Regions from separate parts of the Mus musculus genome. Here regions 2, 3, 4, 5, 6 and 7 are each linked to region 1. A link is a loop called in an ENCODE intact Hi-C map of the cell type or tissue named here. Cell type or tissue: left cerebral cortex. All regions are shown on one strand.

Evidence for each region. A loop is a pair of places that touch in the nucleus more often than their neighbours do. Peaks named below come from ENCODE experiments on the same cell type or tissue, not always from the same donor. Only the 100,000 strongest peaks of a DNase experiment are listed, where the experiment ranks them.
Region 2: it touches region 1 in a loop (8-fold over the local background); 16 of 42 quality-filtered maps call a loop at or near these places.
Region 3: a loop joins it to region 1, with 5 times the contacts of the local background. A loop is called at or near these places in 2 of 42 quality-filtered maps.
Region 4: it touches region 1 in a loop (8-fold over the local background); 16 of 42 quality-filtered maps call a loop at or near these places.
Region 5: it touches region 1 in a loop (2.1-fold over the local background); 2 of 42 quality-filtered maps call a loop at or near these places.
Region 6: it touches region 1 in a loop (5-fold over the local background); 9 of 42 quality-filtered maps call a loop at or near these places.
Region 7: a loop joins it to region 1, with 4 times the contacts of the local background. A loop is called at or near these places in 2 of 42 quality-filtered maps.

Annotation. Positions count from the first base shown.
Region 1 is chr9:23,579,406-23,583,405 of GRCm38, reverse strand. It overlaps Gm39311 (a long non-coding RNA gene), which reads right to left and starts at 2,132. Exons shown (of 3, transcript XR_870585.3): 1 at 2,069-2,132. In left cerebral cortex, a CTCF peak has its summit at 2,190 (motif pointing left); DNase peaks (open chromatin) are centred at 2,054, 2,965 and 3,163; H3K27ac peaks cover 2,617 bases.
Region 2 is chr9:24,514,623-24,518,622 of GRCm38, reverse strand. No RefSeq gene overlaps it. Among named protein-coding and RNA genes, the nearest start is that of Dpy19l1, 13 kb to the right of the region's middle. In left cerebral cortex, a CTCF peak has its summit at 1,567 (motif pointing right); DNase peaks (open chromatin) are centred at 1,637 and 2,654; H3K27ac peaks cover 999 bases.
Region 3 is chr9:24,209,569-24,213,568 of GRCm38, reverse strand. The region is part of intron 3 of Npsr1 (neuropeptide S receptor 1); the gene reads right to left. Among named protein-coding and RNA genes, the nearest start is that of Npsr1, 110 kb to the right of the region's middle. In left cerebral cortex, no CTCF peak of the experiment used is centred here; a DNase peak (open chromatin) is centred at 1,732; H3K27ac peaks cover 1,812 bases.
Region 4 is chr9:24,501,056-24,505,055 of GRCm38, reverse strand. Dpy19l1 (dpy-19-like 1 (C. elegans)) reads left to right here and starts at 1,916. Exons shown (of 23, transcript NM_001359948.1): 1 at 1,916-2,217. The coding sequence starts at 1,926. LOC115487153 (a long non-coding RNA gene) reads left to right here and starts at 2,523. Exons shown (of 2, transcript XR_003948106.1): 1 at 2,523-4,000. In left cerebral cortex, CTCF peaks have their summits at 424, 1,802 and 3,193; DNase peaks (open chromatin) are centred at 1,022, 1,760, 2,346 and 3,293; H3K4me3 peaks cover 2,913 bases; H3K27ac peaks cover 1,748 bases.
Region 5 is chr9:23,851,012-23,855,011 of GRCm38, reverse strand. No RefSeq gene overlaps it. Among named protein-coding and RNA genes, the nearest start is that of Npsr1, 250 kb to the left of the region's middle. In left cerebral cortex, no CTCF peak of the experiment used is centred here; a DNase peak (open chromatin) is centred at 2,088.
Region 6 is chr9:23,460,894-23,464,893 of GRCm38, reverse strand. All of the region lies in intron 13 of Bmper (BMP-binding endothelial regulator), which reads right to left. Among named protein-coding and RNA genes, the nearest start is that of Gm39311, 120 kb to the left of the region's middle. In left cerebral cortex, a CTCF peak has its summit at 1,513 (motif pointing left); DNase peaks (open chromatin) are centred at 1,507, 1,755 and 3,954; H3K27ac peaks cover 946 bases.
Region 7 is chr9:23,493,143-23,497,142 of GRCm38, reverse strand. No RefSeq gene overlaps it. Among named protein-coding and RNA genes, the nearest start is that of Gm39311, 86 kb to the left of the region's middle. In left cerebral cortex, no CTCF peak of the experiment used is centred here; DNase peaks (open chromatin) are centred at 283 and 1,537; H3K27ac peaks cover 2,634 bases.

The sequences.
Region 1 (4,000 bases):
CTATCACAGGACTGGAAGGCTCCTTTGCCAGAAGAGAAGCTCTATGCTGCTGCCTTACAACACCTCAGCCACGACACTGTTATACCAAAGTCAAAACCCAGGCCTCAAGTGGTCAATCCACTCAGTAGCTTCCTTCCCATTCAATGAAATGCAGACCCTTCAGGTCACCTAGTTCTCTCCTGCTCCCCAAAATGAGAATGGTCTTCATGGACTTGGCTGATCCCTCACTCATAGCAATTTCTGTGTGTCCCAGTACTTTCTGCCATTCCTATCTACACTTGGAACCGGCAAAATGTCTACCTTGTGCTACAGTTAAAGACTGGGTCCCCATTCAAAGATTATGTCACCTCAGCTCAAAGCTCTTTAGCCGAGTCTCTTTCCCAGGAGCTCAGAAGACATCTGAGGCAAAAGCTCCACTCTTGAGTGTGAGAACCATGTGTCTGGTGCTTGCTCCTACCATTGTCCGGGATTAGGTTTTCCCCCAGCTTAAAGCCATGGCACAGCACAGCGCAAGGTATGCCACCGAAATTAAAGGTATGCATGTTTGAGTAATTCTTTTCCATGGGGCTAGTCATCAGCTTATATGTTAATTTTCATCTCTACACAAAGACTCATGAGCCCTGTCTTTGAAAATAATGAATGTAGGCCCATTTTCCTCCTCATACAGTGTATCTGGAGTATAGGTTTAGTCCCACATGACCAAGCCCTTACTACATAATAGTGAGAAGAATAACAACAATGATAGACTACACAAGGTAAACATTTTCTTTCTTCAACAAGGACCATGTGTTTAAGAGATGCAACCAACAATCAGACAGAACTCTTTGCCTGAAGTTAATTGCTTAATTTTATATGAAACATATCCCGTTTTCTTTGACATCTCTGGTATGAGCTAGAAGTTAGTTTAGGATAATCAGTTTCAAAATAAATAGCAAACCATAATTTGTTCTCCTGGTTGAGCCCCAATTTCCTGCTCAAGACTTGCAGTTATTTCCAGTCATTTGCAAAAGACAAAACCTTGCTGCTTTGATAACCACGCTGGACTGCACGTGAATGAGCATGATGCTGAGTCCAAAGCACTTTCTGATAGATTGATAGGTCCAATTTTTTTTATGCTGCCAGTAAAATAATAACTTGGAAGAGAGCAACGAGAAAATAAATCAAAACTATAAGCTGTAAAAATAAGCTGGATCATATCTAAGAGTGTGTCTGATTTGTCTGATAATCTTTCAAGAAGTGTATCAAAATGCCACTGGGGTGTTTCTGATTTTTCCCGGACTCACTGTGAACTGTAAGAGATGGAAAAGTACCCCAAACACCAAGAAACAAAAAGTATAATTCACATACCGTCAATTGATGCCAATTGAAAGTACAAAGTTCCCTTCCAAATTGTTCTACCAATTTTCCATACTCCTTAGCTTGTCTAGGTAAAAACGGCTGCTTTGTGCCAAGAATTTAAATTGTAGTGAGACTTTTGAATGCTTATTTTGGTTAAAAGGCTACAGCTTTAATCTTGTTCAGAGAAGCTGCAACAAGAAATAGGAAGAAGGCGATCATAGCAATAGAAAACTGAATAAAGAAGACCCCTGCTACTTCCAAAAGAGCCGGTGTGAGTTTACACAACTGTCCTTGGAGGAGTTATGTTGCAAAAATCAAATGTAAATACTCCTGCTGTTGGGGGCATGGGGTGAAGCAGAGTACATTCATAGCTGCTTTGAATTGTGACTTTTATAATCCTGTAAAGTCATATTTATCCCTGACATCTCTGGAAGATTCATTACACACTCCACAAAAGTTACCAGGAAATGTATTTGATTCCAAGCCTGTCACACTCATCCACAGTCTTCCCTGATATATGCGAGACCAAGCCAAAGCCTCTCTGCAGAGCTTTGGAGACCATTCACCATCTGCCACTATTTTTCTAGTCTTATCTTTCTTGGCTTCCCTCTACGGCTATTACATAAACCCTCTCTACACTTTATGTAATGAGATTGTAGTTTCCTAATCAAGTAATGCTAATTCCCATGTGAATATGCTCTCCAATGTGGCTCTTTCTGCTTGAAAATACCTTCTCCCCTGCAGTCACTGTGCCGGAACAAGGCTGAATTCTCCAACACCCTGGCAGTTTCTCCCAACAGACTTTGTCAAGATTCCCTTTGCACAGTTCAGTTAAGTGGAACTATCGCCCTCTACTGGCCTGGGTCCAACACTGCACGTGTAATTAAGCTTACAAAACGAAGCTCTCCCTGGTGATTGTTTGGACCCTAGACTTGTTGGAGGTTGGCTGGGGATTTAGATCTGTGGGGAGTCAGAATGCACCTCCCTAGAGCTGAATGAAGCTGCCTCTCAAGCCAAAAAGAAAATGAAGCTGTCAGGCAAAGACTTTCATCATAGTCCAGCAGGCTTAAAGAGCCAGAATGGAAAGGAGAATTCATTAAAATGTCATTCATTAATAGGAAATTCCAAATGATTCAAGAGGCCAAAGGCACAATCTTTAGCATCTCTGCTGTCACACCTCATAGCATTAACTGTAAGCACAGGTAGGTCCTGGGGCTTCAGCAAATATCTGGGGTCAGACTGTAGATTCTAGTGAAGCTACCCATTAAGCCGCTATAATTTTATCCAAAGCTATATTTTTAACACATGACTCAACGTGTGTATTGATTCTCTTTCCATGTTGGTTCCCTGAACCAGGACACTCCCAGTGGTCACAATGACTGTCTTGATATTCATCTGGTTAGAACCCCAAAGGTCCTCAGGTTCTGACTCTTTCAAAATGGTGTCAAATTCTGTATGTCACTGTAATACTGAAACTCCAAAAATTTCATTTCCTTAATAATGTTACATGACCATCTTTCATCTTCTGAAGTATGGGGATAACTCTACTGGAACTAGGCCCGACTGGCCAAGTCTCATATTAAAACTGCAGAGGAAATGTAAGTCCCCAGAATACAAGCATGACAGGGATGGGAGCCAAGACCCTCTGCTCACTCCTGGCGCTGTCTCAATTCCCTGAGAAACGAGAACAGGCGCTGTTTCAACATTATGATGTAATCTGCCCATCAGTAAAGGCAATTATTTGTGGCAGCTCAATATTCTGTGTCCCTCACAGTGCAGGAAATGTCCATGTGAACAGCTTACAGGCTGCTGTGGGCAACCCTAGAGGAAGGAGTAACAGTTCTCTGATGAATTGCAGTGTTTCACTACAGAAGGGAATTTTGGCTTCGTTTTAGCAGCTTTCCCCGAGTGTTGATGTCTTGAATTTGTCAGTGATATAATCTTTGCCTGAATATAAACTCTCATAACTGTCCCTGTGTTTCTATAGACTCATAACTGGAATAGAGTTCACTTTGAGTATTAAAAATTAGATTAGAATAATAGCTTTCAAAATCATTTTAATTGTACTACTATTTGTCCAATTATTTGTTTGAAAAGTATTGCCAGTAAACAAAATGATCAAGGCAACTTAGGGGTGTGGCATAGAAACCGAATTTAGGAAAGAATTCAGCAAAATTCATTGTAATAGTCTTAAATTTAAACATTACTGCCCATCACAAATGCGACCTTTTAAAAAACTCAGACATAATAGAAAAATAGTTAAAGACATATCCAGGTGTACTGATCACCGAAGATAAAAGGCCAACTGTGGGAACTAGCTGTCTACCTGGGAAGTAAAATCATAGAAGGCCACCTTTCATCTGATAGCCTGGGAGATTCATCCTCTCTCTGTTGAAGGACAGTTTTGAAATGTTGCAGATATAAGTCCCTTATCCTGCTCTATTTTTAGATGACATTTGCACTTAAGACATTCAAATTATAGTACATGTACAGCAAACACCAAATCCTGTCACCAGGATGTTCACATTGCACACTGCCTCTTCCTTACTAACTCATGGGTGTAGACTTTGTTTTTCTCCTTCAGAGGGCATGCCTCTATGTCCTTCAAAACCATACACTGAGTAGGCCAATAGCTGTTCTCTCTTCCCATCCCCTTATGCCA
Region 2 (4,000 bases), 940 kb before region 1:
GTGATGGGTGAAGATGTTAGAGTAGCGCAGTAGAAGAAGCAGCTGCAGGCCAGTAAGTCCATAACAGGAGAGCCACGATTTCCCAGAGTACTTCATATTTGTCCTGGTTTGCTTTCTGTCATGGTGATACACATCCAAACCAAAAGCAACTTCCAGGCCCATCATCTGTGGAAACCAGGGCAGGAGCTTGAGGCAGGAATGTGGAGGCAGGAACTGAAGCAGAGACTACAGGGACCTGCTTACTGGCTTGCTCTCCATGACCTGCTCGGCTTGCTTTCTTTTAGCTGCCCAGGGGAGTCACTGCCCATGATGGGCTGGACTTCCACATCCACTTTTAATAAAGAAAATGTCCCCATAAACATGCCCATGTGCCAAACTGACAGAGATAATTCCTTGATGGAGGTTCCCTCTTTGCAGATGTTTCTAGATTCTGTTAAGTTGTCAAAAACCAACCAATCATATATTACTCTTAGGTCTAATAGAGAGTTCTGCTAAGGGCAATGCCCTCAGTTGACCATGGTGGCACTCAGCATCAACTACCCAGGGTTGATCCAGTGCCCATTCAGGGCTAATGCTCCACTGTGACACTCAGGCCACAAAGTATCCCATGTCCTCAAGGTGCCCAGGCCCCTTAGAGACACTAGTAGTTCTTTAAGGAGACTATTAGGAAGGTGTTTTTCCTACAAAGTGTTCTGTAGGACCATGGCTTTCCACTTGGGCAAAGATGTTATTACTCCACTGTGGGCTTCTGACATGACACAGGGACAGTGGAGACTCACCCGGCACTGAGTCACTTTGTCCTCAGAGGATTTCCACATACCACTCTAGAAGCTCGGATACTTTCTTGTATGAACAAAATCATAGATAGGAGTTAAGCAAAATCAACTAGGCTTTTGAAATGGTTTGCTTCTGCCCTAGGACTTTACAGAGCCTTAAGCATCCTAAAATGGCAATATTCCTTTGTAAAATGCTTACAGAATGCATAGTGGATTGGTGTCCTTGATGACTTAGCAAAATGTACTCTACACACATCTCTGTTAGCTTCACGACTGTATATTGCCTAATTAGCTGCAATTGAATTTTTTTAGACAATAAGCAAAATTATAACCTAGGTTTGCCATATGGGAAGCTTTCCCTACTCCCAAACATTTCTCCTGTTTTCCTTATCCTGTATCTCTTTTCCTCTCCACTCCTCTCCTCTCCTCTCCTCTCCTCTCCTCTCCTCTCCTCTCATCTCCTTATCACCTTCCCCATTTCCTAATCCCTCCTCACTTATTCTCTATATTATACAAGAACATCTTGAATAAAATAAACTCAGAAAGCAAATAGAAACTTAGCAGTGATCATTTTTAACTGGCTATAGAGCTCTTGGAAGGAAAAACTATGAAAAAATGATATCTTAAAGACATAAATAACACATAATTATTGACTTAAGTGCTCTGTGAATGCCAAATGAAGATATATTATATGTGTCTATGAATTTATCTCTGAAAATATATTACACATATCTCTGAATGAATGTGCTCACTAGGCATTGAGCACAGTGCTGCTGTGATGCGCTGCAGTACACTAGGGGGAGCCATTCATCGGGATTCTGTGTAACCATCCTCTGGAGTACAAACTTAGAATGCTGCAGTAGATACAGCCAAGGAAGCAGATGACAACTGAGGATCTTAACAGGGCATGGTTAACTCAGGAAAGACGCTAGACCAGCACGCACCCAGAACACACATTTTTCCTGTAAGTAACAGAGTAGGCAGGTGGGATGACTCCCATCTACCTCTACAGCACTGTCTGTACTCAGTTCCGAACAGACTACCAAGTTATGAGAGAAGAGGCAGCAAGAAAATCAAGGCAGGCGGTCGGCTCGGTGCCACCTCTCAAAGAAGACAGAGCCACCTGCGCACAGCAAGATTCCAGGAAAAGCCAGAGTGCCCTGGAGCCTGTTCCTAGAGACCAGCAGTCACTGGGTGTGTTCGTGCTGTAGGATCCTGGTGGGAAGGAGCTGCCCCTGGATGCCAACAGGAAGGAAGAAATCCAGGCTGGCAGAAGGCTTGTGTAATGCTTTAACCTCCATTGCTTCCAAAGGCTCAGAAGTCATCTGGCTAATTCTGCAGTGAGTGGATGAATTGATTCTAGCCAAGCAGCTGAAAAATCCCCGAGTGATCCTGGAAGTCACTTTCTTGTAGCCAACAGCACAGAGAATGACTCTCGAGTTTAAACAGCAAGAATGTATTAACTTACACTGCTTTGGGAGTTGGCGCATTCAGCCAGGAGGTTTTCATCCTTTGCTGATGACAGTCTCTAGGGCTAGGCTTCTCTTGGGAACTTTTCCATTTGTAATGCCCAGAGCCTGGGCTGGGAAGAAGTACACATCTGAGGCTGGTATCCTGAGGATGGCTGGTACCTCTCGCTGCCACAGTGGGGTCTCTCCTTCTGCACCTCCTGGCATGGTGACCAACTGGATCCAAAAGTGCTTGTCTCAGGTGGAATTGCCAGTTTCTTTTGTGATTAGCTGCTCTGGGACCAGGAGGCTGGTCACCGTGTTATTTCCAGCACTCATTCCTGGGGGCAGAGAGAAGTATTGCCTGGGATCCTGGAAGCAAGCCCAAACCCCTCAGAATCAAAGGATATGTAGGTTGTTTGGAGAGTCCAGCGGGCCTAAGTTTCTCATCGGTTAAGTGCAGCTGATAACTTGCAATGGAGTTCCGTGGAGCATGGGGGCATAGCTGGGCTGATGAGGCAGATGGAGTCACCTGGTGAACACTGGCATTCTGCCCAAACAGAATATGGAGGAAGACTAACTTGCAGCTGGCACTATATGCCTTACTGCTTTGAGCCTGAAAGTCACAGTTTCTCATTCACAGGGCACTACAGAACAGATAACCACCCAAACAGTAAAAAAGAGTATTTTCCCCCCTTTAGAGTAGCATTAAAGTCATTTTGAATGAGACAGGAATATTGCCAGTCAGTAGTTTTGCTTTTGATCCAAATCAAGTGCTTAGACCTGTCACTCAATCTCCGTCCAGCAGGCTCAGTCAAGAGCGGTAGTGAGTTAGTTGCCATTGGCGTAGTTACCAGAAACCATTCCATTTGTGTAAGATGGATAAACATCTTGTTTTATACTCTTTTCAGTAGTCATACAGTTACGTTCATCAACTCTTGGTTTAGAAACATTAAAAAGACAGCTGTATGAGCCCACCCACTCAGGAAAACATCAGGTGCTCAAGTACAGGAGTGTTTGGAGTGAGACTGGACTTTGGAAAGGGCCTGGAACCAAAGACTAGTGGCACATGGCATTTTCTGACTGGGACATTTTGTCCCCCCTCCTTCCTTCCTTTCCCCTCCCTCTTTCCCTTACTCTTCTCTCAGTGTGCTGTACACCTCCTCTGGTGTCATGCCGCCCCTACCACGTTCCTTTTCTGAGTTGGAGCTCCGCCCTTGCCTAACTCAATGCTCGCCCAGTACAACAGTACTATCCATCACAGACTTGGGATTCATGGTGAGGGCTATCTTCAACAATTCATTGCCGAGTTAGGGCAGAGCATGGCTTTCTTCATATTTGCCCTCAAAATCACACCTGTTGCCCAACCCCTAGTAGGCCCTGAAGTTCCAAATCAATGTTGTTGTTGTTTTTAATCCTCAAATTCCCCAACCAACAAGGCCTTGAGAATGTTGAGATAATTAATTGATATATTAGTATGAACTTATATCTCTTATGGCCATTGTGATCATTTGGAATCTAGCCAAAGGAAACATACTGATGTTTCAAAACTAACTTCCCCCATATAATTTCTTCTTTTTAATGAAATATCCTCAAATGCGTTCTATGTAAGAAAGGACTGGGGGAAAGAAGATATATAAGAATACTGAACTGAATCCTGAAGCCCTGGCATTTCCACACAGACATTATGTAGATCCTTTGGCTTTTGTCTAAATAACACTCATGTGTGGGTTGAATTCAGCAGTGTATCACTTAGTATCTGCAGCCCAGAGACAC
Region 3 (4,000 bases), 630 kb before region 1:
GCGCCACCACTGCCTGGCTCAACTCCATTTTTGATTGTTTAGTTGCCTTATTTCCAACATTTTTGTTTTTTCCCTTTTCAGAGTCTCGGTTTCCTTGCTAAGTTATTCCTTCAGTTTGGGTCTTTCCTTTGCATTGTCAAGCTTTACATCCTCTTGGCTGGTTATGACGTCATCTTAATTTTCATCCTTCATTCCTCTTCTCTAGCCCTCTACATATGCATCATTCCTTTGAAAAGTAGAATTCTAGATTCTTTTTGATTCATTTCAGCTAGTTTGTCCTCTTTGCTTTTTTCCTGGTTTGAAGAGATTTGAGACCTTGTGGAGCTGCCATGGTAGCCTTCTCTCTGTTTCCATGTTATTCACGGCAGTCTGATAAGGGTTGGAATGGATGTATACTCTGGTGTTTTCATTTCCTTATTCTCATGACTTTATTTTTTGTGAATTTTCATGGAAACTTATCTCTATTGAAGGTGGGCACTGATAGAAACAATGACTAAACAACAGGTCTGCCCTGTAGCATTCAGCAAAATACTTTTGTACTTCTATTATAGCCCCTGATATGATTCAAGAAAGGAGGGCCAGGAAACTGCTCAAAAATATAATTTATAGACTTTTAGAGCTTCTAAAACTATTTTATGAAAAATATTAAATTATTACAAATATTTAAAAAGTTTGAAACTAAGAGTAAGTAGGGAAAAAGAGTAAAGTAGAAACAGGATAAAGCATACTCCTTAGCAATATGATAAATAGCAGACAAAGTAGAGAGTAAGTGCAAAAAGGAACAGATAGTAGTCACCAAGGCATCTCAAGGCAAGGCATTGGCTGTATCAGGACAACTAAACATTGGAAATACAAAGGTGTAAAGAGGAGGCGTGGGAAGACTGTAAGAGACAGTGGTTATGGATAACATCAAATAAACCATGATTTACAAGCAGGGCAGATGCATGTATATTAACTCCAAGTGATTTTGGCAGCTTGCATTGAATTTGGGTTACTCCATCCAGACAAAATCTCAACAAAGAGAAGTAGAGGAGGACACTAAAACCACTACTGGCTAAGGAGTTACTAGCATTAGATAGCTTCTGGGGGTTCAGTTTTTCTTTCTTTCTTTCTTTCTTTCTTTCTTTCTTTCTTTCTTTCTTTCTTTCTATCCATCCATCCATCTATCCATCTATCTATCTATCCATCTATCTATTTATCTATTTCTATTTTTTAATTATGTGACCCATGGTAGGTTAACTACATTCCAGGGCACCTCCAATCCCAAGACCATCTGGGCAACACAAACTGGACTAGTTAGGAACAGAAGGAGAAGAATAATCTCAAAGTTGGAAAGGATGGATGGTTGAGAGTTTGGAAAGGGGAGGAGTAGAGAGGAGTGAATGTGATAAATATACATTGTAAGAAATTCTCAAAGAATTCATAAAATACATTTTAGAGCAAAGAGAATATAAGAAAATGAAGTCAAATTCATAACATCTATCAGCATTTCTTCCTAGCTGGGAGGGATGTGGTTTGCCCTGCTCCCCACATTATATTTCATATAGCTGTGTGAGCAAGTAGGAAGATGGCTATTCATCAACAACACAAATAACTTAGACAGGATGCCCCTCCTACTGAGAAAAATGTTTGTGTCAGATGTATCTTTTGGTAGGTGCTTCCCTATTCTGAACAAGGGATGCCTCTCTTAGTATTTTGCGCCCACTTGCCAGCTGCAGCTTTCTCTTCTCTGTCCTGAATAGTCATGCTTCCAGGCTGCTTCCCTCAATGTTCCTGGTTCTGTGGAGGTGGGTTGTGGGAGGGCTGTGTTTACCTTTGCTGTGGGGTGTTCTCTTTTAACTCAGATCCAGGCTCCTTTTTTTTTTTTTTTGCCTGTGTTTTAATAGTCTGTCTGAAAACAGTTCTATTTACCTATGAGACTGCCTTATAGCTCCTGTCTTATACAGCCATGCTATTGCTTGCCTGTATGGTACTGTGTTCCACAGTCTTCAAGCTTCACAGTGATAGCAGGGAGGTTATACTATTCACTTCAGTGAAACTCAGCTTTGTCACTGAAGCTCATCATGTCACATTTCAACCAGAATAGAATCTCTGCAGCCAATGGCGTTGCACTTCTGATCTGGCCACATTTCACCTAGCACATGTGGCACCCCTGGAGCTAGCCATATTTCAAGCAGCCTACTCTTTCTGCCACTCGCTGAAGGTTGTTTCTCCACATTTTCAAGCCCATCATTCCTGTGTGTTTGCTAGTGATCTTCCTCTCTTCTGTCTTCGGCGGGATAGAGCCTGTTCTTGTTCTGGTTCTTGTTCTTGTTCTTTTTGTTCCTTCTCCTTTTTCCTCTTCCTCTTTCTCCTTGTTATTCCACTTTAAAGGGAGAGGATGGTGGTATGGAGAAGTCAGTATTCAATTATATGCCTCTTAAAGGAGAGTTAGTTTAGATTAAAAATACAAAAATAGGTGTGAAGTCAAAGGGCAATGTTTTAGTTAGGCTTTCCATAGCAGTGACAAAACACGATGACCAAAAGTAACCTGTAGAAGAAATGGTTTATTTTAGCTTACAGGATAGTGATGTATATCACAGCTAGTAACTCAAAAAGGACAGGAACTTGGAGGCAGGAACTGATGTAGAGGCCATGAATGAATGTTATTTACTTGATTGCTCCTCACAGCTTGAACAACTTGCTTTCTTACTGCAGCCAGGACCAGCTCAGGGGTGACACTACCCACAACTGGCCGGACCATCCACATCAGTCACTAGTTTAGAATGTTTCCTAGAGGTCTGTCTACAGGCTCATCTTATGGAGGCATTTTATCAATAGAATCCCTCTCCCCAAAAGACTCTAATTTGTGTTGAGTGGACATTAAACTAGACAGAAGAGACAGAAAAAAATAATTGCATAGATAATGGTTAAAAGACATATGGCACTAATATCAGATAAAATAGACTTTAAGCTGGGTGTGATGGTGCACGCCTTTAATCCCAGCACTTGGGAGGCAGAGGCAGGTGAGTTTCAGAGTTCAAAGCCAGCCTGGTCTACAGAGTGAGTTCCAGGACAGCCAGGTCTACACAGAGAAACCCTGTCTTGAAAAAAACAAACAAAAAAAGGACTTTAATACAAATATCATAAGAATTAATTGTGGATATTCTATAATAGTAAAATGTTCACTCATAAAGAAGCTATAATAATAAAATGGTCATTCATAAAGAAGCTATAATAAGTATGTACCTAAGAAATTAAGGAGCAGAGCTCCAAAATATAAAAAGTAGATTAAAAGGATTAAGTGCAAAAATATTTCTATAGTGACAACTGCAAACTTCATTTTCTACCTCCAGAAATGTGCATGTCAGTAGCACAGATATCGTCATAAAATCTACAACCACAAGCAATACTATTCTGATCAACTGGAATAGCAGACATCTATGTCACAGCCCACTCAACAACAACACATACACTCTCTCTATGAGCACATGGAACAGTCTTCAATAGTATGTGAGGTCAAAGAACAATCTCAATATATATTCATAATTAAAATCATACAAAATGTTTTTCTCTAACCATATCAGAATACATCTATAAACCAATGAAAATAGAAAAATAAAAATTTTTACATATATATGGAAATAAAACATCAGAATCATAAGTAACAAATGGATGAAAGATAAAGATACTTTCTAGAAAAATAAATATAAAAACACAATCTCCAGCCCACCCACAACTCAGCCTGAGGCAGAGTTGGTGCTCTTGACACCCTTCCACACTGAGACAGCTTGACTTCTAGGAGATCCATCACCTACAGGCTTACAGATAATACACCACCCTTTTATTACCTGGCCTAACTGGGGCCACCATTGGGTCCAGCAGAGGTGGGGCCCTATCAGCATTAACCTGCCAGAGATACATAATCCTTTGGTTAACAACTGCGCTCCAAAGCAGATCAGGTGCTCACACCCACACCCATACCCAGAGACAGATTGACTGACAGAAGGTCTGTTATAAC
Region 4 (4,000 bases), 920 kb before region 1:
GTGGAGAATGTTCAAGAGCTAGGAACATCATGTTTGATTATGCTGTTTCCTGTACTCATCCATTCATTTACTGAACAAGAAAATCATCTAACAGAATTGTACCAATTAATCAGTCGCCCCTCCCCCACCACAAGTTTTCCCCCACAGAGCCCAGAAAGCACTAGGAAACTTTTTTCTTTTTGTACACACTTTTAATTTTTCTCATACAGTATATTTTGATCATTTTTCCTCTCCCTAATTTTTCCCAGAACCTCCCTATCATTCAACTTCTTACCTCCCAAATCTTTTTAAAATACCACTCAAAAGCACAAAAATGAAACCTGGAACAAGCAAAAGATCAGTACAACAACAACAAAAATGTCAAAGTAAAACAAAAACTCCACAAACAACATAACCACAGAGTTCGTTTTTTTGTGTGTTAGCCAACTACTGGTGGGCCCAAGGACTGCCCTGGATTGTGGGTGATATAACCAGTGACACTCCATGGAAAAACTGATTGGGAAGCATGCCCCACATCTCAGGGACAAGCAATCCAATACTGTAGCTCCGTGTGTCTTCTAATTAATAAGTATGCTAGTGATGAAATTACTGTTATTGTCTTTGGCAGACACTGAAGTAAATTTCTTTTAATCTGGTAGGTTATAAATTTAGTATCAACCCTAGAAATAACACTCTATCAACCTGATACCTTATTTCACAATATAAGCCCCTGTATGACACTGTCAATCATTTTTTTAAATAGAGGTGTCTTAAACAGTTGTTCCTTGTTTTCAATACATAACTTAATAATCAAACTCAGGAAACTTACAAAGTGTAATATAGCGGTGAGTCCTTTAACAAAATCCATTCTTTGTGCCTGAGTTAATGAATGCTCATATTAATAAAGTCGTGAGCAATAGAAGCCAGAGCCTCCTGAAACCCCTGTAATTACTGTGGAGAAAAGTGAAACGATGTGCCTTGATTTCCAGCATCCAGACTTTTTGGAACAAGCTCATTTGGACAGGAGCCAAGAAATAAGTCTCGCTGCTGCAATTCTCCAAGGCTTTGTGCAAATAGCAATGGGCTGGAGGCAAGGAAGGTTAACTTGGAACATATTCTTTTTTTTTTTTTTTCTTTTTTCTTTCCCTGGGCTTCTTCATTAACTCCTACATCCTGCTATGAGAAAATTCGTTTTCAAGTGTCACATCTTTTAGCCGGTTTCCATACTTTCAGTATACATGAGGTAAAAGTAACACGTGGATAACCTTCCCTGACAGGCCCTTTTCATTTATGACTTGAGTTTGGGTTCCTACCCAGGCCTTCAGATTACATCCTCGCTCCGACCTACCGGACACTTATTTGAATACTCGGTCCACTCCCTGCTTCTCATCCTTGAACCAGAAACCTGGCTGTTCTGAGTGGCGAGGTCACACTTTTACCCCGTTAGTTTCTTGCACAAGCCTAATGCACAGAAACCCCGGAGTGTACCCACGGCGCCGTTCCGTGGCCACTAGGTTCCCGCCCCGCGCCACGCCGCCTCACAGCCAGATCCCCGGTTCCCGAGGGCGCACTGCCGCTTCCGGGAGGTCGTCCACGCTACTCCCCTGGCCGCCGGTCCCGCCCCGCTGGTAGCCCGCGCGTGCGCGCTTGGCCGCTGGAGCGCGCCCGGGCGCGCGCGCCGGAGGGGCGGGGCCGCGCCGCTCGCAGTTTGTCCCCGCCTCCGCCCCGCGGCGTTCCGTTGTCGCCCTGGCAACCCGAGAGCGGCAACGGCGGAGGCGCGGGAGTCCGGCGCCGCCTCTCGGCCGCCACGCGGTAGGCAGCGGCCACACGGCCCGCGCTGTCCCCGCCTCCCGGCCCGCCCTCGCCGGCCAGAGTGAGCGACCGCCAGTCCGCGGATCCCGGCCGCCGTCCGGGCGCGCGCAGCTAGCGGGCGCGACTATGCCAAGATGGTCCTGCAGGCGCGGAGCAAGCACCGGGACGCGGCTCCCAGGCCGCCCCGGTCGGCCCGCTCGTCGCCGCCGCCACTGAGCGGGGCATCCGAGGTGGACGCCGGGGAGCTGGGGTCGGAGCGCACGCCGCCGTCGCCGGGGCGCAGGGGCGCGGCGGGCAGGAAGGGACCCCGCGCAGGGACCGCCGCGCCCGCCCCGGACGGCCTCGCGGGCCGCCTGGCGGCCGGGCTGCACTGGGCGCTGGGCCTGCGGCGCGGGCGCGGCCGGACCTGGAGCACGCTGCTGCTAGGTGAGCCAGTTAGCAGCCCTCTCTGACTTTTCCCGGGACGCTCCTGCCTCCTCCCTACTCCTCCCCGCTCCTTCCGGGGCTCAGCTCCACACATCCTCTGCCCCGCGGTCCGCCCGGGCTTTTAAAAACATGGCCCCGAGATCAACAGCTGCTCGGCTGGCCGCGGGCGGGCTGGTCCGCGCCGAGGAGACTGGATTCTGCCTGCATCCACAGTCCACTCTTTACCCCTGGCCCAGCCGCTACTTCGGAGGATGGTTTGCTTGGTGATGCGAGCGATTCCTGGAGCTCGAAATACCCAGGTTTCCTGACTTAGAAAGTTGCCAAACTTATAATTAAATTTTAGCGTGCTTTTTCCCTTCTTGGCCGCAAACACTGAGGGTGGCACTTCGTGGTTCTGTCACTTTTCAGGCTGCGTCGTGTTTTGGATGCCCAAGCTTTAACCTTGCCTGCTGGCATCTCTTTACCTTCTTCCATGCACCAAATGGATGGGATGTAACTTGTGCCTAGAAGAAATAAAGTTGAGGCATTTACGTGTGGACTATCTTCTGGGTTCGTTTTCTGTGACTTTGTCGGATAAGGCAAGTTTATAGAAGTTGGATTAATAGGCCTAATTTTAACAAGCCCTTCATAAGGATTCTGTGATATTTTTGCCACGATGGGATTTAGTTGTTGAATTATGTAGTGATATTTTCTTACTATCTTTTCCCTGTTGCTTAATGACCTCTAAGAGTTTGGGGTGCTTGAAGTTTGGGGTTTAGACAGACAATACAGCAAAATCAGCCTTCCTGTGGGGCCAGCCTCTTCTGCAGCTGTATAGTTATTGAAAGCCAGTCATGGCTGTGTGTTTGTGGGTTCAAGAAGGCTGGCATCGTTACTAGGATTTTTTTTTTTTAAATACTTGGGTCAAGATTTGGCAAATTCATTATTTTCATCATTCCCTCCTTCAGCAGCTAGCTTGAGAACATGGCAAGTGTACAGGTTAAATCCACCTTGGGGAGGCAGCGTGGTACAGTGGCTGAGGTTGAAGGCACTCAGCACTGGTGCAGAGTGCTTGATTTTGGTTTAAGTCTCACTTTGAGGGCCTTCCTTCTGTGTTATATGGAGTTATCCCATGCCCTGCTTACCCAGGGATGTCCTGAAGAGCAATACCAACTCCTTGGGTGATGCATGTTTGTACCCAAAGCATTTTACAGCATCAGTTCCTATGTAAAAGCAAATGCATAATCCTGATTTCTGATCCCACGGCAGAAGAAAGCTCCAGCGTTTGTGAACGGCTAGTACAAACAGCAACTGTAGTAGAGTAAGGGATGACACTGTTTATTTTAGGGAGAGACAATAATAGATTTTAAAGGGTCCTGTTCTTTTCATGTTTTGTGGTACAGTTCCTTTGGGTTTGCTTATACTGGATGGCTTATATTTGGGTTTACTAATGCCCTTGCAGAAATACTGTTTTGTTCAATGCAGGTGGGCAGCATTTCTCTTGACTTGCTCTTTTTGACTTTGTGAGTGGAAGTACAGTGAATGTGGCAGGCCGTAGTCTTAGGTGTACCCTGGATAGAGGTCACCAAGGGTGGGAGTTAGGAGGAACACCACAGTCTCTGTCTTCTCGCTTGGCCATCTGCTGTGAGACCACACAGCACCTGGAGAGAATGAAGGCTCTGCTGAAGGATCAGGATCTGGTGTCCTTGGGTCAGTTCTGGCCCTGTACTCTCAAGGCCGGTATCCATAGTGATTTCTTTTGTACCACCATGTTGTGGAAGCTCAGAAAGCCACTGACCCTGCA
Region 5 (4,000 bases), 270 kb before region 1:
CAAATGACAATTAAACCTATAGTTACGTACATGAAATGGCATATGTGTGACTTCAGCAATCACACAGCCTCCCAAGTCAAATCTTTGATAAGGTATAGTGAACAATTGTAAAAACAGAATTTGAGAAATACTAGTTTTACATTCTAAAATTCACCCAGAAACTTGATAAAATATGATTTAAACAACTAGAACCAAGCTTTTGTATTTTGTTTTCTATCATCATAAGAAATGACTCTTAATTGAATGGCTGAGAAAGAACTAACCTCAGGACCATCAAAGCTCCCACAAAGTGTCCAGGTTAATTTGAAAAGTTGTGGATTAACAGTTTTGTCAGAGGTAATTTCCAGGCATCCTAGTATTGACTGTGTTGCTTGGTTATTAAAGGCCATGTGTATGCAGATCTACAATGAAAAGGAGTAGCTGAGCAAGGAAAACTACAGAAAGTACAGACTGAAGAGGAAAAGGGAACCAGGAAGATTACTGGAGCTAAGTCCTGTATTTAAGACAATAAAGAGGTTTTTTTTTAAAAGCTTGATGCCAATTGTAATAAAGTGAGTGGTGACCGCAGAGCAAGATTACACCCAATTTAGCTTCCATCTTGAGAAAAGGAGTTAAAAACAATTTAAGGCGTGGTGTGCTTTAATCTCAGTAGACAGATCTCTGAGTTTGAGGCTAGCTTGGACTACAGATTGAGTTCCAAGACAGCAAAGCTTATGCAGTGAAGGAAACCATGAAAAACCGAAAGCTGAACATTTTTTCAGGTGTTTCTCTGCCATTCGGTATTCCTCAGGTGAGAATTCTTTGTTCAGTTCTGAGCCCCATTTTTTAATGGGGTTATTTGATTTTCTGAAGTCCACCTTCTTGAGTTCTTTATATATGTTGGATATTAGTCCCCTATCTGATTTAGGATAGGTAAAGATCCTTTCCCAATCTGTTGGTGGTCTTTTTGTCTTACTGACGGTGTCTTTTGCCTTGCAGAAACTTTGGAGTTTCACTAGGTCCCATTTGTCAATTCTCGACCTTACAGTACAAGCCATTGCTGTTCTGTTCAGGAATTTTCCCCCTGTGCCCATATCTTCAAGGCTTTTCCCCACTTTCTCCTCTATAAGTTTCAGTGTCTCTGGTTTTATGTGAAGTTCCTTGATCCACTTAGATTTGACCTTAGTACAAGGAGATAAGTATGGATCGATTCGCATTCTTCTACACGATAACAACCAGTTGTGCCAGCACCATTTGTTGAAAATGCTGTCTTTCTTCTACTGGATGGTTTTAGCTCCATTGCCGAAGATCAAGTGACCATAGGTGTGTGGGTTCATTTCTGGATCTTCAATTCTATTCCATTTGTCTACTTGTCTGTCGTTATACCAGTACCATGCAGTTTTTATCACAATTGCTCTGTAGTAAAGCTTTAGGTCAGGCATGGTGATTCCATCAGAGGTTCTTTTATCCTTGAGAAGACTTTTTGCTATCCTAGGTTTTTTGTTATTCCAGATGAATTTGCACTAAGCCGGGGCCTAGCAAACACAGAAGTGGATGCTCACAGTCAGCTAATGGATGGATCACAGGGCTCCCAATGGAGGAGCTAGAGAAAGTAGCCAAGGAGCTAAAGGGATCTGCAACCCTATAGGTGGAACAACATTATGAACTAACCAGTACCCCGGAGCTCTTGACTCTAGCTGCATATGTATCAAAAGATGGCCTAGTCGGCCATCACTGGAAAGAGAGGCCCATTGGACGTGCAAACTTTATATGCCCCAGTACAGGGGAACGCCAGGGCCAAAAAGAGGGAGTGCGTGGGTAGGGGATTGGGGGTGGGTAGGTATGGGGGACTTTTGGTATAGCATTGGAAATGTAAATGAGCTAAATACCTAATAAAAAATGGAAAAAAAAGAAAAAAAAAAAAAAGAAAAACCGAAAGCTGGTGAAATGTATTTGAACAAGAAACTGCGTTCCAGCCCCAGCATGCTGCAGAGCTTGACAGCTGTGGTATCATGGTTCTAGATATAGAGTCAAGGATACAAGAAAGGGTTGTAGAATCTTCCCTCATGACTAAGAAAAGCTGCAGAAGCCAAATATATGACAAGAATATCCCTGCCTGGAGGCCCAGAGAGGCTATTGTGGGAAACTGTGAAGGGGAGATCTGGATTACCTTGGAGACGCTAAGATGTTGGAGATGCCAGACCCATGGAATACCTGATAAGGAGAGTTGCTAATAGTACGTGGAACCAGCCTGAGAAAGAAGTGTGTTGCAGTCAACACAGCTAAAAGCAGTTTGGAGATCTGAAGAGCACTTTTACATCAAACAATGAGATACAGAGTTTAAAATTTATACAGCTGTTTTTGTTTTGTTTTGTTTGTTTTGTTTTATTCTTTGGTCTTGCTTGATCCAGTATTTCCTCACTATGTACCCTTTCTTATATTTTGGAATGGTAATTTGAATCCTGTGCCATGATATGTTGAACATAACTGGAGAATACAGTGAAGAGATGGAGGGGGTCTAAGAGCCTTTACAATTTGCATTTTTAAACTGTTCAGATACCCTGATAGATTATAGGGACTTTTGAAGTCATACTAAATGCATTTTGTATTATAATATGGCTACAAGTGTAAGGTATTCAGGGGTGGAATGTGGTGACTTGTAAGAAAATGGCCTCTGTAGGACCATAGGGAGTGGCACTACTAGGAGGAGTAGGTTTAGCCTTATTGGAAGAAGTGTGTCTATATGGGCTGCCTTTGAGGTTTCAGATGTTCAAGCTAAGCCCTGTATCACTCTCTCTTCTTGTTTCCCAATCTGGATGTAGAATTTTCACCTTCTTTTCCAGCACCACAACTGCCTGCATTCCAACATGCTTCCCACCATGATGATAATGGACTAAACCTCTGAATCTGTAAGCCAGACTCAATTAAATGTTTTCTTTTAGAGGAATTGTTGTGGTTTTAGTGTCTCTTCACAATAATGGAAATCCAGGATCAACACTGAGAATTAAGATAAGACCCCCTGAATAATAACTAAGAATGAGCCTTAACACAAAATACAGAGAGAAGTTCCATGTGTCCTAGCTGCCTGTGAAGAGGATTTGGGTTTCCAATGGCTTAGTCCATGACTGCAATGTGCCACTCTGTAAACCACCTGAAGGTAGATATGTAGCATACACTGTGGGTAAGCACACAGACTGCTTAATCATGGTTCTATTTTGGGGTTATTGGAATTAAAACCATCATCAGATCACCTTCAGTTGAGTTAAAGCATTAAGTACATGTTTAGAGGCCACTCTGTGCTGTTCACCATAGTAGAAGTTGAGCATACAAAGATAAGACTTAGGGCTTTTAAGCTGTCACTGTAATTATTAGTGTTGCATAGAAAAGTGCCTATTTCTTATGTCTTCATTTTATAATTAAGTGAATTTATATAATCAAATATAATAAGTTTGCACTTTTTGTGTTTATTTTTCTGGGTCATCTTAATTGACCATTAAATTATTGGCAAAAAGATAAGAGTACAACATTTTAAAAAACTAGGAAAAGTAAATTTGCTTTTATTTTTCTCATATTCATCTCATTTTTTTTGTTCCCATCTTGTACAAGCCTTGTGTTGGAACAGGAAATGACCAGAATTGCAGGCATGATTACTGCAGTTTTTTTTCCTTTATGAAAACTCTTCTAGAAGAAAAACAGAGAAACAAACACCTGTATCCTCCACACACATTCAAATCCACGAGGATCTGCTGCGTGCAGCTCTTTCTGGAAGTCTGTTTGAAAGCTACACGTGACCATTTTAGATAATGTTCTTTAATATAAGAGCATTTTCCACCTAAGATCTAAAAAAATGATGATGGTAACCTTTATTGGTTGTCATGTAGACATATTCTCTATACAATAAAGTCATTTTATTAGATATCTAGACCATAATAAAACATAAAATTCAATTTATGTTTTTCTTAATTTAGGAAGGATATTAAATTTCTGCATGTCCTTGTTTGGTATCTATTAATTTGCTTGA
Region 6 (4,000 bases), 120 kb after region 1:
AATTCTCATCTATTTACTACCTAGCCCACATTGTGGCAGAACTCTCAATCCTCCTGCCTCAGTCTATTTTGTGCTGGGAATACAGGACATGCACGACTGCACTTCACACAAATTGATTTTTTAATCATTATAACATTGCCTGAGAGATAAATGGCATTGCCTGAATAGCAGAAGCAGGAAAAGCACAAGAAACCCAGCACAGGCCATTATCCTCTGAGCTTCTTTGGAAGCTGATATTTTTGTGGACTAACATAGGTCTCTGTGATTACAGAGATTTATTTTAAAGGTAACAGTGCTTACTGTGGTTTTAACTTCTATAATTAATTGAAGTGGTCATATGAAATAATGGGTTTCTTTATTAAGCTTTCATATATGTATATCATTGCACTCTGATCCTCTGCATACACATCCACGACCTGGCCTCATTCTCCATCCCCATTCTGCACATGGGAACACATGGCATGTGTCTGTTTGCCCTTCTGTTACCTTCTCTTGTCCCTTCTTCCTTTTGATAGCTTCCTTGTTCTATATAGCACCTTCTACTTTTATACAAGGATATGAATATTAAAAGAAGTCCTACATGTGTCTATCCAGCAGAGTTGTGATTTTTAACAGCTATCATGCTTATTCTGGTACCTAAAAGGCATCCCTTCTTCATAACGTCATATATCAGACCACATGTGCCTATTAAGACACTGGTCCCCAGAGTTAATGCTGGCACAAGTTTCATTTTTATGGCAATCTTAGGCTATGATGTCAAAGATGCTCTGACTAAAATTTTTGAGACAAGGGGTGCTTGAGATTTCAAATCTTTCCAAAATATATACATATACAGACACAACCACATACATACATTATTCTTGGACACAAAAGGCACGTCTAAAACCCAAATTAATTCTATTTTACATATACCTTGCATACACAGCTACAGTTGCATCCCCTTAGTGTACTTGTAGTTTAATTGAAACCCATCCCATTGCAGTGAGGTGCAGAGTTTGTGGAACTTTCTACTTGAGGCATCACATTGATGCTCAGAAGGTTCCGAGTTGGACACATGCTCTTCCTGTAAAAACTGTCATGCTGTCAGGCATACCCCCTTAGCTATGGAGAGCAAACGGCTGTTGCAGGTGGGGACATCATCTTCTTGAATGGTATAGCCACTGAGGACCAGTTGGGAAGAATAAAGGGTTCAAAAGGAAAGGGTGGGATTGCCAGTGAATAAAAGGGGTTGAATGCAATTATAATGGTGTGTATATATGTGCAGCTGCCAAACAAATATTTAAAAAGAAAGAAATACCCCTGGGGAAATGAGTTGTCCTTCCTCAACTCTGAGGTATGGCTGGACCAGGAAGAGCTGACAGTGATTGCAGGCATTTGCTGGGCTCTTTCTCCTTAAGAGTTAATCCACCATGTCTCTTTGAGCTGCTCTTGGCAGAGCCTGGCATATCTTGCTAAAGGAGGGTCTCCCTCACCAGCCAAGGACAAGGAAACCTAGTCACTACCCCCCTCTAGTGGCTACAAATTAAGAGTGCCTGCTAGCAGTAAATTTTTATTCCAACATTTGCTTCTAAATCAGAAGTCTCACTCTTTTTGGAGGGTATATGATAAAGGACCACATAAAAATGGCTGTCTGGCAGAAAAATCAATCACTTTTCTCTAAAATTCGTGGTCTATCCATCACTGTCACACTCACTGTAGAACAATTGGAGGGCCAGTCAACTAAAGCCCTGTAATCTAAGGTTCTGCCCCGGGTACCTGCCAAGAAGGCTGGGAGCCTGGAATCTCACAGGCTCACTCCTCCAGAGGACAGAGCAAGGGCTGTATGTGTGGGAGAAGCCTAGACTCTATCTTTTAAACAAATTTCCTTTTGCCAAGGCATTGAGCTTTATGTGTTTTGGCTTGAAAACCAAACAACAAAAATCCTTAACTCCAACCTGCCTAACGTGAGAGAAACTTCCTCCATCACAGAGGGAATGAAAGCCAGAGCAGGGACACTACTCCCGTATACATAGCACAACACTCTGGCCACTGTGTGGAAATGGTTCTCTACCTAGGTCTCTTAGCTCTGCCCACTAAAGTAACTCACTTCTGACCCTACATATCATCATGGCTATTAGGATGTATCAAGATGGACAGCAAAAGGGAAGTGCTCCACAGCCCCAAATATGTGGGGGGAGGTGGGGAAGGAGCAGAAACCTGTCCAGCAGAACCCCCTTCCTGGGAGGGTTGCACAGCTTTCCTGCTCTCCCACTGGGCCACCTTCTTATACCCAGCAATTTGGAAGCATTCACGTCCTGACTGCTTGAGATTTTACAGAGACTTCATTGCATAGGTGTGAATCTTTGCATGCTTGCCACCGATGCTCAACTCACAGTCTCTCTCATCTCCCTGGGGACCTTCTGACATAGCAAGGAGAGAGACAGGCCAGGAGACAGGTAAGAGTTCTTGGCTCAAAATGTAAGAGAATACTTGGTCTTAGATTCCAGAAGGTGGTAGGCAAGTATTTGAGAGCAAGTGCCTTCTTGTTCTTGGGGATGAGGAGAGACCAGCAGCACCTGTAGTTCTTCCTATAGAGCTGTCTCTTGGAAGAGCAGCACGTGTGGATACAAGTTTCTCAATTGTACGTATGTGTATTTGTGGGAGTGGAGTCTGATAAGCATGGATCAAGAGGATCATAAGAAAGGAACAAGAGGCTTGGATGATTTGAAAAGGAAATACTGAAGATGGAGGAATACAGGCAGGGAGATGGGAGTGGGGACACAGTCAAGTATGTATGGAGATTCCATCAGGAGCTCAGTCAGTAAAGGTTTGGCCTTACAAGCATAGGCCTGTGCTCATCCCTGAATTCATTCCCCAGGACTCATAAAACTCTCAGCATGGTCGATATTTCTTATGCTCTCAGTGTGCGAGCACACACACACACATACACACACACACACACACACACACACACACACGCACATAAAATTTTAATGTCATGGGCAAATCTGTTATTTTATATGCTAATTAAAAATAAAATAAATAAATATTAAAAAACAAAGATGCTTTTTTTGTGAAAAGTTGGGTAAAAGACACACTGGTTTCTCTCTACTTTTTCATACAACTAAATATGGGTCTACAGTTGTCTCAAATAAAACAGAAGAAGAAAGAAAGAAAACTTGAGTGTGACCCAAAGAAACAAAGAGAAAATAAATATCTATTGTTGTACATTATATACTTAGAAGCACAATTTGTTACCATAGTAAAGAAGGAAGTAAAGACATCTATGTGCCTAATGCTTGACAAACTCCATTTTGGGTTTGTAGCTGACATAAATAGCCAGGAAGTGTGGTAGGACGCAAGTTTCCTTGCTGAAACTGTAAGTCAGAATGGTGACCACCTTTGGAGTAAGGAATAGGCAGGTAGATAGATAGGTAGACAGATAGATGGATAGATGCATAGATAGATAGATAGATAGATAGATAGATAGATAGATAGATAGATAGATAGACCAACTAAACCAGTTGTGTGCTCTTGGGCACAATATCTTCCCTCCCAGGAAATCATTTACTCTGAGTTCCATAGACAAGTAAGTATATAACAAGATATATTGTCTATGCTGCTAATCTCTAATGAAAAGAAACAAAAAGAGCCATAGCTATTATTAGAAAGGTGTAGGTGAGAGACAAGACAAGGCAGAAACCACTTGCCATTGCCCCAGCTGAATCTGCATCATGGGCAGACGAGATGGAACATGGTCGTGTCTTTTTTGTGGTTCCAGAGTGCTGCTCCTCTGCCCCACTCTCTGGGGAGTCCCGAGGTTGGCTTCTTGTATCACAGCAGAACTCTCACCGTCCAAAAGCAGTGGGGTGTTCCCAAGGGCCAAGGGAGTGAGGGAGAGGAAAGATACAGAAGGCATGCAGTATCCCAGACCACACCCCAGCCACATGCAGTAGCTGCCACCCACTTCTGCTTCAAAGGGCTGGTCCTCCCATAGGCCTTTCTCACATTAAGCAGTGGC
Region 7 (4,000 bases), 86 kb after region 1:
GGATTTTGCCTAAGCAAAGTCCAAGGGTCTCAGAAAAATGTGCTGTGCAGCCTAAGGGATCAATACCTCGGCCTCCCTCCTTCCTATTCACACACAACACAGAGGCCTACTGGTAGAAGACCATTCTCTCTGAGATAGTGTGTCTTTGTCTGGTTTCCCAGTATGCAAATTACAAACTCTATAACAGAGAGATAGGTTGTAACAAGGAATTGTGAGTCTACTTCTTTTTGGGCGGGCGGGATAAAGAAGAAACTGAGTGTAGCACAAGTATTCATCTCTCTCTGCTTCTTGACTGCAGCTCTAATATGACCATCTGCCTCTTATTCTTGCAGCCATTGCTTCTACATCCTCAAACAGTGAATCAAAATAACCCTTTTTCTTAAATTCCCTTTGTCAGATATTTTGTCAAAGGAATGAGGAAAGTAAGTAAGACACGCATTAAGAGCCATTCTTGGAATGAACAGCAAGGAACAGCAGGCCTTCAGGGTTTCCTCATGGTTTACTTCATCTGGTTGCCTCTGTATCCCTTTGATTCACAGACACTGAACATATTCCTACTAAAATTCAGTGTCTTATTTTCAGTTACTGTTGTTCAACAAATTTGTGAGTCTTCTTTTAGGTTACAGACATCCAAGTCAACATCCATCTGAGTAAATAAACCCAGATCATACCTTGTATGAAAAGTTAAAAACAAAAACAAAACAAAACAACAAAACAAAACATAGCTCTTTGAAGGTCGACCAGTTGCTCATATAGATACAGCTTAAGCTACAGAGCAGAAACTAGAATCTAGGTTAGTTGGGTTCCCAATACACAGCTTTCCTTCTATATCATTGGTCAGCAAACTTTATCTGTAGATTTCCAAGCAGTGAGCATTTTAGGCCTTATGGATCACACTGTCCTATCACACCTACTCAGCTCTGTCCTTAGAGCATGGAATTAACCTCAGACAATTTCTAAATAATAAGCAGGCTGTGTGCCAATGAAACACTATTTATAAAAACAAGCAGTTGACCAGATTTGACTGTCAGTTGTTATTTTATCCTCTCTTAATAGAGCAGGACCTTGATTTTTGCATGTCATTGTCCATACCTAGTTTTCATATTGTTCTATAATTTCCTCTGAAACCCAATGCCAAGGCCTTTTTGCCTTTCCTTTTCCTAAAATGTGACTCGGTCCAAAAAATCAGAAGTCTAAAATCAGTGCTGAATTTTACCTCTGTCTTCTATTTTAGAAAAATTTATTATACTCATAGAAAAGCATGCATGCTGTCCCCAAAGGAGAAACTACATATGTACTAAGAAAAACTACATGAGGGCGTGCTCCAGAAGGCCTTCATTTGCATTATGGCTCTAACGGTCAGAATCTTGGAGAACAAGATGACTTGGGGCTTTGTGCCAGGATACCTCAGACTTGAGCTAGCAGCAACTGGCACCTTCTTGGCCATGAAGCCATCATTGCCTAAGCACTTAAAGTATCTGAAGGACAGAGAACAAGACCCGAAGCGTGACATCTTTTAGGACACATGCCAGCTCTGGAACCCTCCACTTCTTCGCTGGTATCTGTTCTTTGAAGATACTAAAGGCTGTCCAACTGGATTAGTGTGCCTCCATTGCCTGTGCAGGATCCTCCCTGGGCAGTTTTTATCTGCTGTGAGTCAGATGCTATTCTGAGTACTGGAGGAATGTCATGTAATAAAACAAAATCTCTGCTGTCATGAAATAACATTTAGTTGGAGAAAGGAGAGACAAAAACAAATGAATAGATCTGCTATAGTTTGCTGTTTTATGGTAAGCACATAACATGTGCTTCAAGGTTGATGCTTGAAATTCCACATCCTCCTAAGGGGACAGATGATGTATGTTCACACAGTAGAAGGGGTGAGGGACAAATTTAGTCCTTTAATCTCTCCAGAAGTCACTAAGCAATTCATGGGGGCAATCTCTCATGATCTACTTACTATCTAAAGGCTTAACATCTTTATTAAATTGTGGTTTTATTAATAAAAGATTTATTTTTTTATCCATGTGACTGTTTTGCCAGCATTTCTAGATCTGTGTACCACATGGAAGACTGAGGCACACAAAGGCCAGAAGATCCCCTAGAACTGGAGTCAGGGACAGTTGTGAGCTGTGGGTGATGATAATCACACCCAGGTCCTCTGGAAGAGCAGACACAGTGCTATTTGCCACTAGAACCATCGTTCCAGTCCCTGAGCATAAAGGGTTTTGTTCTTATTTATATCATTTCCATTGCACCATTTACCTTTTCCCATTCAGTTCCAGCAGATCCCTCATGTACCCCCATTGCTCTCACTCTCAATTTTATGGTCTCTTTTTCTTTAGTTACTATTTGAAGTACATAAATATTTATACATGTATATTCCTAAATGTATAAATATAACTCATGCTTTCCATATAATGGTATTTGTGTTTGCATGCTTTAGGGAATATTGTTTTAATACGAATGATTTTTGGAACAGATATAAATGTTCATAGCTGAAAGGGAGGAAGGTACCAACGTATTTAAGCTTACAGTTCTCAGGGTATCCAGGCTGTCACAGTTGGGAAGGTATGTTACCAGGAGCAGGAGGTGACTGGTCATAGAATGGGAATGTTAGTATGCTTTCTCCTTTACGTTTTAGGAATCTCAGTCCATAGAATGGCACCACCTACCTTTAAAGTGGGACTTTCCACCTCAATTTAATTGAGATAGTTCCTCACATATATGTTCAGAGGTTTGTTTCTATATGAATCTAAATCCTATCATGTTGACATTTGAGATTAACCATCATAGATATCTTAAAAACTAGATTCCAGGTAAATTATGCATAACTCTAACATGGGATGATGATAAAGCACAAAGATGACTCTTAGATATTGCTATCTTTCATATCTTCTCCACAAGTCCTATTCCAATAGTTGCTGTGGCAACTGACTGCCATGGGTACGGGCTGGCAGTATCTGGTCTCCACAACTTCTATTTCTTGTCCCCTATATGAGGGCTTTGTGGTTACTCTACAAGATCCTTTCATGACACTTTTTAGCCACTCACATACTTGTAAAACCCTGTCAGATCTAGGAAGCTAGTTCCTCAGAGGTGATTTGAAGAGTGAAAGCTTGGTGAATAATACTATCAGCCCAGCTCTTCAAAGAGTGAGGACTCTCCAGGCCCACTCTCTGTCATACTTCTTCAGATAGTATGTTTCTCTTTCCATTTCACTCTTCTTGGGGTCTTTACACTGTTTCCTAGATTTTCTTCCAAAAGGAAACTCAAAGTCCCAGAATATCAAGAGTTCAGCTTATGGTCATAAATGCCCAAGTGAAGGGCTTATGTATGGCTCAGTGGTACAGTGCTTGCCTACCACATATATGGGATTCTATGTAAGATTTCCAACATCAGCAAGATAAGGCAAAAATAAAACAAATAAATAAACACAATGAATTAAAAGGGAGGTGGAAAGAGGCCATCAAATAGACCTGAGCCTGGAATTCAGAAACAATGTATGTAACAGATCTGGCTACTTGTCTTCAAAGCTCCCTGCATTGGCACATGGTTAGGATCCCACTTTCCCTTGCTCCATCACCAAGACAGCATCTCCATCTCCCAGTATTCCCTTCACAGATGACTCCTTCCTGTAGCATGTAATAATTAATAATAGAAACAATCCACACTAACACCTGCTACTCACTGGCAACACCCCCATGTATGTCCCCAAGAGATGGTCTGCCCCGTTTCCCTCGGTTTGCTGACAATGATCTGCTTGTATCTTCCCATGCCATCTGCCCCTTGCTAGACCCTGTAGCTAGCTCTAAACCACTGGCCCCTTATAATTAAGACTCTAGAGGCTTGTAATTTATCAGTCAGATTTATAACAGTAAATTCTCAACCCATAAAATACTCACACAAAGAACTTAAAACTCAATTGATATTGATACATCTGCCCACCTAGATTGGACAAATGTGCCCTATATTATTCTATCGCTTTTCTATGATATCC